Linked DNA regions of Homo sapiens: region 2 is linked to region 1. A link is a contact called in ENCODE Hi-C data. All regions are on one chromosome and are shown on one strand. The core of a region is the stretch at or near the end of the contact, and the rest is flanking DNA. Distances in the headings are between cores, read along the strand shown. Region 1 overlaps BRIP1 (BRCA1 interacting DNA helicase 1). Region 2 has its middle 110 kb from the start of MED13.

Region 1 (5,261 bases), core at 1,987-4,486:
GAATAACTTGTTCATGTCACAAACCTGGTGAGTAGAAGCTGGATTAAAACCCAGGCAGTCTGGCTCTGGAATTGATCCTCTAAACCACCTCACTATTCTGTCTCTGAATAAACTCTTCCAGATGACTTTTTGATGACAGTTCATTTTTATACTGTTACAGGTCATATTATATGCATTACCATGCAGGTTATTTATTCAAGATTCGTCCCTTTTTTAGTGTCTCAACACCAAATCTAAGCATTTACAATGCTTACCCAAATTTATAATTATTTATTTATTTGTAGGTTTAACTGTTTTTTGTTTTGTTTGTCTCATTACCAGACTGACCATAAGGACAAGTGTAATGTCTCTTTTTTTCAGTTTTTTATAACCAGCATCTGGCACAGAGCCTGCACCTAGTAGCTACTTGTATTATTTGTTGAATAAATGAATGAAAAAAATGGCCATAGTTAAGTAGATGTATGATTCACCACTGTTTCTTGTAGCTTACAATTTTTACTCAGATCCTTATACCTAAGAGGGTATGACAGTATTGTTAAATACAGGTGACTTAATGCAGATTTAAAAATAGTTTTTGGCCAGGCATGATGGCTTATGCCTGTAATCCCAGCACTTGGGGAGGCTGAGGTAGGTGGATCACTTGAGCCCAGGAGTTTGAGATCAGCCTGGGCAACATAGCAAGACCCTGTCTCTACAAAAAACAAACAAACAAAATTAGCTTGGTGTGGTGGCTCATGCCTGTGGTCCCAGCTACCAGGAGGCTGAGGCAGGAGGATTGCTTGAGCCCGGGAGGTAGAGGTTAAAGTGAGCTGTGATCATGCCACTGCATTCCAGCTTGGGTGACAGAGCAAAACCTGTCTCAAAAAAAAAAAAAAAAAAAAAAGAGTAATAACATTTTTTGAAAAACCTTTAACATTATAAAAACCAATACAGAATAAAAATTAAAATGTTCTCCCTTATGTTAACCCCATCTCCCTTTCTGCTTTCCAGAAGGAAACACCATGAACACTTTCATGAGGATCTTTCTAGATCCGTTTCTATAAATTTATAAGGATATTTTTAATAGTTCTTTTACAGTTTTGTTTGTGCATTTAACTCTCTTGTTTATGGGATTTATTTTCATGCATGTATGAGGTCAGGCTCTAATTGCATATTTTCCCAAATAGTTGATCAGTTGTCCCAGTGTCACTTAATCATTTTTCCAGTTTTGAAGTTTTGCTGTTATCATGTACTAAATTGTTATATGTACTTGGATTGGTTCCTGGACTTTTTTTTCTCTTTAATTTTTTTTTTTTAACAGTATGTGTGAAAAAATATGTCAAAGAATTCCACTTGGCTTCAAACAGAAAAGCAGTAGACCCCTGCCCTAATTCTATTATTCACCAATTCCCACTATCTGAAGTAAATAATTTTCAATTATTTATCCTTTGTATTCTGATAGTTTTTGAAGTAGCATGCATATTTTGCTTTTCTCTTGAGTTTTCGGTTTTAGATACTTTCTGTTGTCTTCCTCCTATTCTTTTCTCCTTTCTCATTACTTCTACCCTTCAGCCTGCCAGCATTTGGTATTTGTATTGTTATAATTCTATAAATATTTAAACTTATTACAGTTCTTTCCCCAAACCAGTATTTATTTTTTTTGGTGCTAGTAGTTGTCTTGTCCTTTGCTTAGTTTCCTATGTACCTGTAACTATTTATCTCCAAACTCTCTGTTAGAAAGTAAAATCTATCAGTTCATTTAAATACATCAGGTCAAGATGTCCATATTTTTAGACTTTCAATATTTAGTGGAAATAATGAAAAATACTCTTTTATATTGAATTAAATTTTATATTTCTAAATAACTTTTTTCTGAATATAAAAGCATCATCTAAGAGAAAATTTGGGAACCACCAAAATGTGTACTTAAATTATTAACATTAATCCTTAATTAAACTGTCTCCTCAATATCAACCCCTGATATTCTGCCTGCTGTCTATTCTTAAGTGCGCACATGTGCGTGCACACACACATGCAATGTTATCTGTTGCTGTAACAAACCAACCATTTATTTAGCTTACTGTTGTGGGGGTCAGCAATTTAGGGTGGGCTCAGCTGGGCATTTCTTCTGCTGATCTCAGGTGGCCTACTCATGTGTCTGTGGTCAACTGCAGGTCAGCTGTAAGTCAGCAAGGCAGCCCTGCTTCAGGGAGTTGATTGGTAGTCAGCTGGGACCATGAGGTGGGTCTCTCTCATCATCTAGCAGGCTAATTCTGGTTTATGTATATGGTGGCCTCAGGGTTCCAAGAGCAGCAAGAGAACAAGCCCCAGTGTACAAATGCCTTTTGAGTCTGTTTGTGTCAGGTTTGCTAATGTTCCAGTCACCAAAAGCAAATCACATGACCAAATCCAGACTCAAGGGGTAAAGCTCACATCTTGGTAGGAAGAGCTACAAAGTAACCTTGAAAGGGAGCTTATATACAAAGATAAGTAGAATTTGTTGCCATTTTTGTTACGTAGTATATATTACATATATACCCAGTATCAACTGAGTATATATGTAAACATTTCCACCATAGAGAACACTACTATGTTTTCTCCAGGCTCTCAAAAAAATCGTAATTATTGGGCCGAGCGTGGTGGCTCACTCCTGCAATCAGGTGTTGTACAGAGCTCAACCCCTGTAAAGGGGTTGATACTGTAGTATATATTACATATATTTGTTATGTAGTATATATGACATATATTACACATATATTACATATATACTCCCTCCCCACACACAAAATTAGGATTATAGTATATAGCTTTTATTTTTCACCTAATATATCACGGTCATAGTAAAATTTAGCAGGTCTATTTTGATGGATACTTTTTTGTCGTAATCTTTTTTCCTATGCCAGTGGTTGGCAAACTATGACCCATGGGCAGAATACAGCCTGCTGCCTGCTTTTATAAATAAAGTTTTTTTGAACGCATTTTACATTTGTTTATACATATTGTCTGTGGAACTTTTGCGTTATAACAGTAAAGTTGAGTAGTTGTGACAGAGACCATATGGCTCACAAAACCTAAAATATATACTCTGTCTATTTATGTATTTTTCTTTTCTTTCTTTTCATGTTCAGCCAGCAGGAAAATCTCTGGCCTTTTAGAGAAAAAGTTTGCCAGCCCGTTCTATACTATTGTAATCTTGGTTAAGTTAGGCCAGAGGTTAGTGGAGTTAGTGTGAATCTCTTGCCTTGTCTGCAAATTTGCCTAGGGGTAGGATGATAGAATGGATGACTAATTGCTTGAGTATGTCCTTCAGCTCCAATAATTATGGCTTTTTTTTTTTTTTTTGAGGTGGAGTCTTGCTTTGTCACCCAGGCTGGAGTGCAGTGGTGCAGTTTTGGCTCACTGCAACCTCCACCTCCTGGGTTCAAGCAATTCTCCTGCCTCAGCCGCTCGAGTAGCTGGGATTACAGGTGCCTGCCACCATGCCTGGCTAATTTCTTTTATTTTTAGTAGAGACAGGGTTTCGCCTTGTTGGCCAGGCATGTTTCGAACTCCCAACCTCAAATGATCCGCTTGCCTTGGCCTCCCAAAGTGCTGGGATTACAGGAGTGAACCACTGTGCCTGGCCCAGTAATTATAATTTTTTGAGAGCTTGGAGAAAACATAGTATTCTCTATGGTGGAAATGTTTAATTCTCAAAAGTTTCAAATCTTCTTTATCATATTGAGTGAACTTGGTGAATATTTCAGAGAAAGTTGACAAAATTCAGCCACTCCTCTAAGTTTTCTTGATGTGTAGATACATTAATGAAATAAATATGTATAGCAACCCATCCGACATGAGTGTAGCTATTCAGTGGTGATAGTATCTGCAATTGTCATGTAGAACGTTTTCATTCATGGATACTGGGTGTGGAAAGATAACTTTACCTTTGAAAACTACTTCGTTAATTGACCAACTGTCTGCCCAGTAAATTTATCTTTCGGTTATTTTAGCTTTTTAAAAGTTTGGCTGTCACAAAATTATAGAGAAATTGGAAGTACAATCCAAATATCTTTTTTTATTGAGCCATTTAAGAGTATGTTGTTGCCCTGATGTTCCCTCACCCTGAAATACTTTAGTGTCTATGTCTTATAAGCAAAGACATTCTTATACATAATCACAATATAACCATAAGAATCAGGAAGTTAAAATTGATTCATTGTTGCCATCTAATACTCAGAACCGGTTTAAATTTTAGCAGTTGTCTTAATAACGCTTTTATAAAAGCAAAAGAATCCAGTCAGAACCATGCATTGCATTTAGTTATCACTTTAGTAACTTCTTCAGTCTGGAACACTTCTTCAGTCTTTCCTTGACTGTCATGATTTTGACACTTCAGAATATTACAGCTTATCTAGAATGTCTCTTAATTTGGGTTTTCTCATTAGACTGAGGTTATTTATCTTTGGCAGGAATGTCACAGAAGTGATGCCTTCTGCTCATTGCATCTTATAAGGTGGCACGCAGTTTCATTTTTTCTCATTAATGATTGATAACTTGATTAATATGATATCTGCTAGGTAAAAAATATAACTTTACAGTTATCTTTTTGCCTTTATAAAAGAGGACTTTATGGGGAAGAACTCTGAAATTATATAAATAACATGTCCTTACAAAAATTCAGTTTACTCATTTTATTTATATCTTTATGGACTTGTGATTTTCCATTTTATTCGGTGAGTTATAATTATTATATGATTTGTTTTGGTACTCAAGTGGGAAACCAGTTAAGTTGCTTGTGTCTTTCTGACATATATCAATCATTCTTGGAACGCTTCCTTATTTTTTGGCAAAAGATAGTGTTCCAGGCTCACCTTATATTTTCCCTGCCCTAGTCTCGGATTCAGACATTTCTCCAAGGAACCCTGGTTCCATTTAGTGAAAAATAACATTTGAACGCTGTGTTCTGGGAGTTAGTTTTGCTCATTGCTGTTGGAGTTGCTGCTCCAGGCCCTTTCAGCAGACAGCTAGAGAATATACACAATGTATTGTGTACACAAACCCAGACTCATAGACATATACATTTATGTCTATATTTTTTCTGTATCTGTCTGTCTGTACACTGAAAATTATGAGTGTTTATACCAATACATCCAGTTCCATTCCAGTACCAGAGGGCCCATTCTAATTTTCTTCCTTTCTGTATGTTTAACTGAAAAACCTTGTTCCTGATTCCTCTGAAAGTTAAAAACAGAATTACCATATGGTCCAGAAATAACATTTCTAGGCAAATATCCAAAAGA
Region 2 (5,261 bases), core at 994-3,493, 350 kb before region 1:
ACTGCACTCCAGCCTGGGCAACAGAGCGAGACTCCGTCTCAAAAAAAAAAAAAAAAAAAAAAAAGCGTCATGTGAGGTTTATGCCAGCCCCAATAACAGGCGCGCACCACCACACCTGGCTAATTTTTGTATTTTTGTGGAGACCGGTTTTGCCATATTGGCCAGGCTGGTCTTGAACTCCTGACCTCAGGTGATCTGCCTGCCTCAGACTCCCTTAGTGCTGGGATTACAGACATGAGCCACCATGCTGGCCAAGGAGGAACAATACCGAGACTGGTTCATGGATGGCTCAAGTTATACTCTGATGTGGTTACAAGCTGAAAACAAACTCTGCTAACTACAGTCTCTCTCAGGACTAGCCCTGAAATAAGAAGTGACAGGAAATCCTCCCAATGTTTAGAGATTTGGGGAGTGTGCTGATCATCTGCTTTGTGTAGAGAGAGACACATGGCTCGAGGCAAAAGTATATATGAGCTCATGGCAGTAGTGAATGTCTTCATTGGTTGCTCAGAGGCCTGGAAAGAGAAATATTAGAATATGGGAGGCCTGGGGTATGGGGAAGATATAGGTCCATAGATCTACAGGAATGGACATGAAATGTGAAGATCTTTGCATCACATGCTAATACCTGCTCCTAGCAGCCACCATGGGAGAGGCACTGAACAATAGGAGTGCACTAGGCAGAATGACCCAGCTAGCTGCTACCAGTCCCACAGGGCTGGCACAGTGTGCTCATAAATGGAGTTTATTAATCCACTTAGGCTACAGCAAAATACCACAAAAAATGTGGCTTAAGCAACAGAAATTTGTTTTCTCACAGTTCTAGAGAAAGTCCAAAAATCAAACTGCCAGCAGGGTTGGTGTCTGGTTGCAGATGGCTGCCTTCATCCTGTGTGCTCACATGCCCTTTCTTCAGTGCATGGGAGGTGGAGGGGAAGGCAGGCACATGCAAGAATAAGTGCTCTCCATGTCTCTTATAAGGGCACTAATCCTTTTGGATCAGGGCCCCACCCTTATGACCTCACTTAACCTTAATTACTTCTTTAGAGGCCCCATCTCCAAATACAGCTATATTGGGGGCTAGGGCTCCAACATACACATTTTGGGGGAAAATAAACATTTAGTCCATAGTAGTGAGTATCCACATTGGAAAGGATAGAAGCTACTCAAGGGCCCAACGTCATTTATAAAGGCTGCTGTAACTTACCCTAGTGCTGAATGTTCAGTCTGCAAGCAACAGAGACCAAAAATAAGCCCTCAATATCACAATATGCCTTAAGGAGACCAAGCAACCACAGTATTGATTGCCCTGCTATCCTAAAAGGGGCAATGAGCTGTCTTCTTGGCAATCAACGTATATCCTGGGTATGGATTTTCCTTCCTTTTTTTCTTTTTCTTTTTTTTTTTTTTTTTGAGATGGAGTCCTCTCTGTTGTCCAGGCTGGAGTGCAGTGGCACAGTCTTGGCTCATTGCAACCTCCGCCTCCCAGGTTCAAGCAATTCTCCTGTCTCAGCCTCCCAAGTTGCTGGGACTACAGGCGCATGCCACCACGCCTGGCTAATTTTTTTTGTATTTTTAGTAAAGATGGGGTTTCACCATATTGGTCAGGGTGATGTCAAACTCCTGACCTCAGGTGATCCACCCACCTTGGTCTCCCAAAGTGTTGGGATTACAGGCATTAGCCACCTCGCCTGGCTGGATTTTCCTTTCTTACTTGTGTTGCCTCATCTAGCACCACTGTCCAAGGGTTTATAGTGCTTCACTCACCATGATGGGAACCCATAAAACATTGTATTGGCTCAAGGGATCCACTTAACAGTAAAGGAGGTATGTCAGTAGGACACTTTACCATGGGATCCAGAGGTCCTATCGTATTCCATGCTACCCAGAGACATCTGGCCTGACAGTAATGGGATGGCCTTTGAAAGCCAGCTGAGACACCAGCTTAGAGTTGATAGATGGCGTCCTACAGAATGCAGTATATACCCTAAGTCAGTGCCCGTTATATAGTGCTGTGTCCCTAAAACGGTAGAATGTGTGAGTCTGGGAACCAAAGGGTAGAAGTAGGAGTGGCTGTTTATCATCCCTCCCAATAGCTCACTTAGGGAATTTGTGCTTCTAGGTTCTGTGGATCTAGAAGTCTTCAATCCCAGAGGGAAAATATTTCCACCAGGGGACACAAGAGTTCTAGTAAACTGTCAGTCACATTAGGCACTTTATACCAGGATACCAGCAGGCAAGGAAATGAGTCATCATCCTGTCAGGAGGAATTGCCCTCATCAGGAGGAGATAGGACTGCTGTCACATGATGGAGGCAGGGAAGAGTAAGTCTGGCACCCAAGTAATCCACTGGGGTTTCTCTTGATATTCCCCTGCTCAATCTTTTTTTTTTTTTTTTTTTTTGAGACAGGGTCTTGCTCTGTCGTCCAGGCTGGCGTGCAGTGGCACGATCTCAGCTCACTGCAACCTCCACCCACCAGGTTCAAGCAATTCTCCTGCCTCAGCCTCCCAAGTAGCTGGGATTACAGGCATCTGCCACCACGTCTGGCTAATTTTTGTATTTTTTGTAGAGACGGGGTTTCACCATGTTGGCCAGGTTAGTCTCAAATTCCTGACCTCAAGTGATCCACCCACCTTGGCCTCCCAAAGTGCTGAGATTACAGGTGTGAGCCACTGCACCTGGCATCCCCTGTTCAATCTTGACATTAACAGAAAAATGCAGCATCACAGCCTGAGAAAGAAAGATATAATAATCAGGGACTCCTACTGCTCATGGAAAAGGATCAGGGTCCATCTCTCAGATAGGCCAGTTAGACCAGAAGAGGTGCTGGTTGAGGGTAGAGGTAATCTGGAATGGGCAGTAGAGAAGGAAGATGATGAGTATTGATTGTGACCTTGACACCAGCTGTGGTATTGGCGGGGGCAAGGATGTGGTTCATCCCACTGTCTTTACAAGTTTCCTTAGGAAAAGAGACCAATAAGAACCCTGAAGGAACTCTTCCAAGATGGAGTGAACTTATTCTATGAAACAAGTGGACTCAAAAGGTGCAAGGAGTGCACTGTAGTGGGTGCTATGGTGAGTTGCCCAGATTCTCTTTTCAGGATGGAGGCTCTCATTTACCCAGCTGCCGGGAGTGTTGGCAGCTGATGGTTCTCAGCTGAGTCATTCTCTGGAAATTTCCTTCAGCTAAAGAGAATCACCTTGCCCAACCAAGGTCAGACCTTGGGGGCAGTCACATCCAATGACTGCTTGATGAGAGGGCCTACCCTGAAGGTAATTCCAGCTCCAGAGGTCCCTGTAGGCTCAGCTGAGGCTTCTGTCAAATTGCACTGCAGATGGATTCAATCCTACTCAATCCTACTTCGTTCCCTCTAAATTCTCCCCTTAATAAACCTCCTGTATGCAGCTTTCAGAATCTTAGGGCCTGTTTCCTGGGGAACCTGACCTACAACACAAGGTCTGCATGCAGATGGAGTTTGGGGTTCAGCATTTCTTACAACATCCCAGGTAATGCCAATGCTATCAGTATGCAGAATTCAATTTTGGAATCAGATTTATGGGGACATAATTTACATGGAGTTAAGTTGTACTCTTTTTCAGAGTATGTTTTAATGAGTTTTCAAAAATGTACAGAGTCACACAGTCACCACCACAGTCAAGATACGGAACATATCCATCACCCCCAAAAGCTCTCTCATGCTCCTTTGTACCCAATCCCCTATCCTCACTTCCATTTTCTGGCAATCATTAATCTCGTAACTGTCCCTTTGGTTTTGATTTTCTAGAATGTCATATAAATGAAATAATATTACATATAGCCCTTTGAGTGTCACTTCAATCACGTACCATGGTGTTTTGAGATTTATGTATGTCATTGAATGTATTGGTAGTTCATTCCTTTTTATTGCTATGTAGCATTTCATTGTATGGATGTATCACAATTTGCTTATCCGTCCCCAGTTGATAGACATTTGGATTTTTCCAGTTTGGGGTGGTTATAAACAAATCTGGTATACATTTGCTAGCAGTTCTTTCTATGGAAATGTATTTTCATTTATTTTGGGAAAACGCCTTGGAGTAGAATTGCTGAGTTGTGTGGAAAATGTATGCCCAACTTCCAAAGGAGCTGCCACACTGTCTTCCACAGAGAATATACTATTTTGCTTTCCCATCAGCAATGTCTAAGAGTTCCAGTTGCTCTACATCCTCTCCAGGACTTGGTATTGTAAGTTTCAAAAATTTTCAGTCATTCTAGTAGGTGTGTCATTATAGTGTGGCTTAAATTTGCCTTTACCTAGTAAATTATGGTGAAAGGCATCTTATGTATTTGTTAAACACTTGTTTCTCTTATTTTGCAAAGTGTCTGTTCAACTCTTTTGTCCATTGAGTGGGGTGGGGGTTGCCTTTTTTTAATCTATTGAATTGAAAATGTTGGCCGGGTGTGGTGGCTCCTGCCTGTAATCCTAGCACTTTGGGAGGCCAAGGTGGGTGGATCACGAGGTCAGGAGTTCAAGACCAGCCTAGCCAAGATGGTGAAACTCTGTCTCTAGGAAAAATACAAAAATTAGCCAGGCATGGTGGCGGGTGCCTGTAATCTCAGCTACTCCGGAGGCTGAGGCAGAGAATTGCTTGAACCTGGGAGGCAGAGATTGCCGTGAGCCGAGATTGCGCCACTGCACTCCAGCCTGGGGAACAGAGCGAGACTCTGTTTCAAAAAAAGAAAATATTATTTGTATATTATGGGTAAATATATGGGTAAAGTGTTGTTTATATATCCTTGATCAGCTATATCTTCGCAAGTTTTTTCTCCCAATTTGCTCTTTTATCTTTTGGCTTGTCTTTTTATTTTCTAACAATGTTAGAAATTTTAATTTTGAGACTGTGTCTCAAAAAAAAAAAGGTTCATGATTTATACTTTTTACAGCCTATCTATGAAATCTTTCCCTACCCCAAGGTCACAAGACTGTCTACTAGATGTTTTAGATTTTACATTTAGGCCTATAATCTATTCCCTAAAAATCTTAAATTTTGGGCTAATTTTAAAAACATGGAAAAGAATCAAAGTCAGCTTTTTGTTTGCTTGTTTGTTTTTGCAGGTAGATGTTGAATATTCCAGAACCATTTGTTGAAGAGACTATCTTTTTCCTATTGAATTATTTTGGCACTTTGTTAAAAAGCAATAGACCAGGTGGGGCATGGTGGCTCAAGCCTGTAATCCCAGCACTTTGGGAGGCCAAGGTGGGCGGATTACTTAAGGTCA

Evidence for each region. A loop is a pair of places that touch in the nucleus more often than their neighbours do. Pooled maps may share reads with other maps.
Region 2: a loop to region 1 is called in a map of endothelial cell of umbilical vein, with 4 times the contacts of the local background. The contact joins two enhancer-like sites. A Hi-C loop is called at or near these places in 1 of 168 maps with a recorded cell type or tissue (endothelial cell of umbilical vein), 1 of 37 single-sample maps with no recorded cell type and 2 of 50 pooled maps.

Annotation. Positions count from the first base shown.
Region 1 is chr17:61,831,731-61,836,991 of GRCh38, reverse strand. All of the region lies in intron 6 of BRIP1 (BRCA1 interacting DNA helicase 1), which reads left to right. Among named protein-coding and RNA genes, the nearest start is that of BRIP1, 29 kb to the left of the region's middle. Within about 2 kb of position 3,236, at least 2 of the 41 ENCODE cell types and tissues checked have a DNase peak (open chromatin) inside an H3K27ac peak, as active enhancers do.
Region 2 is chr17:62,176,698-62,181,958 of GRCh38, reverse strand. No RefSeq gene overlaps it. Among named protein-coding and RNA genes, the nearest start is that of MED13, 110 kb to the right of the region's middle. Within about 2 kb of position 2,243, at least 3 of the 41 ENCODE cell types and tissues checked have a DNase peak (open chromatin) inside an H3K27ac peak, as active enhancers do.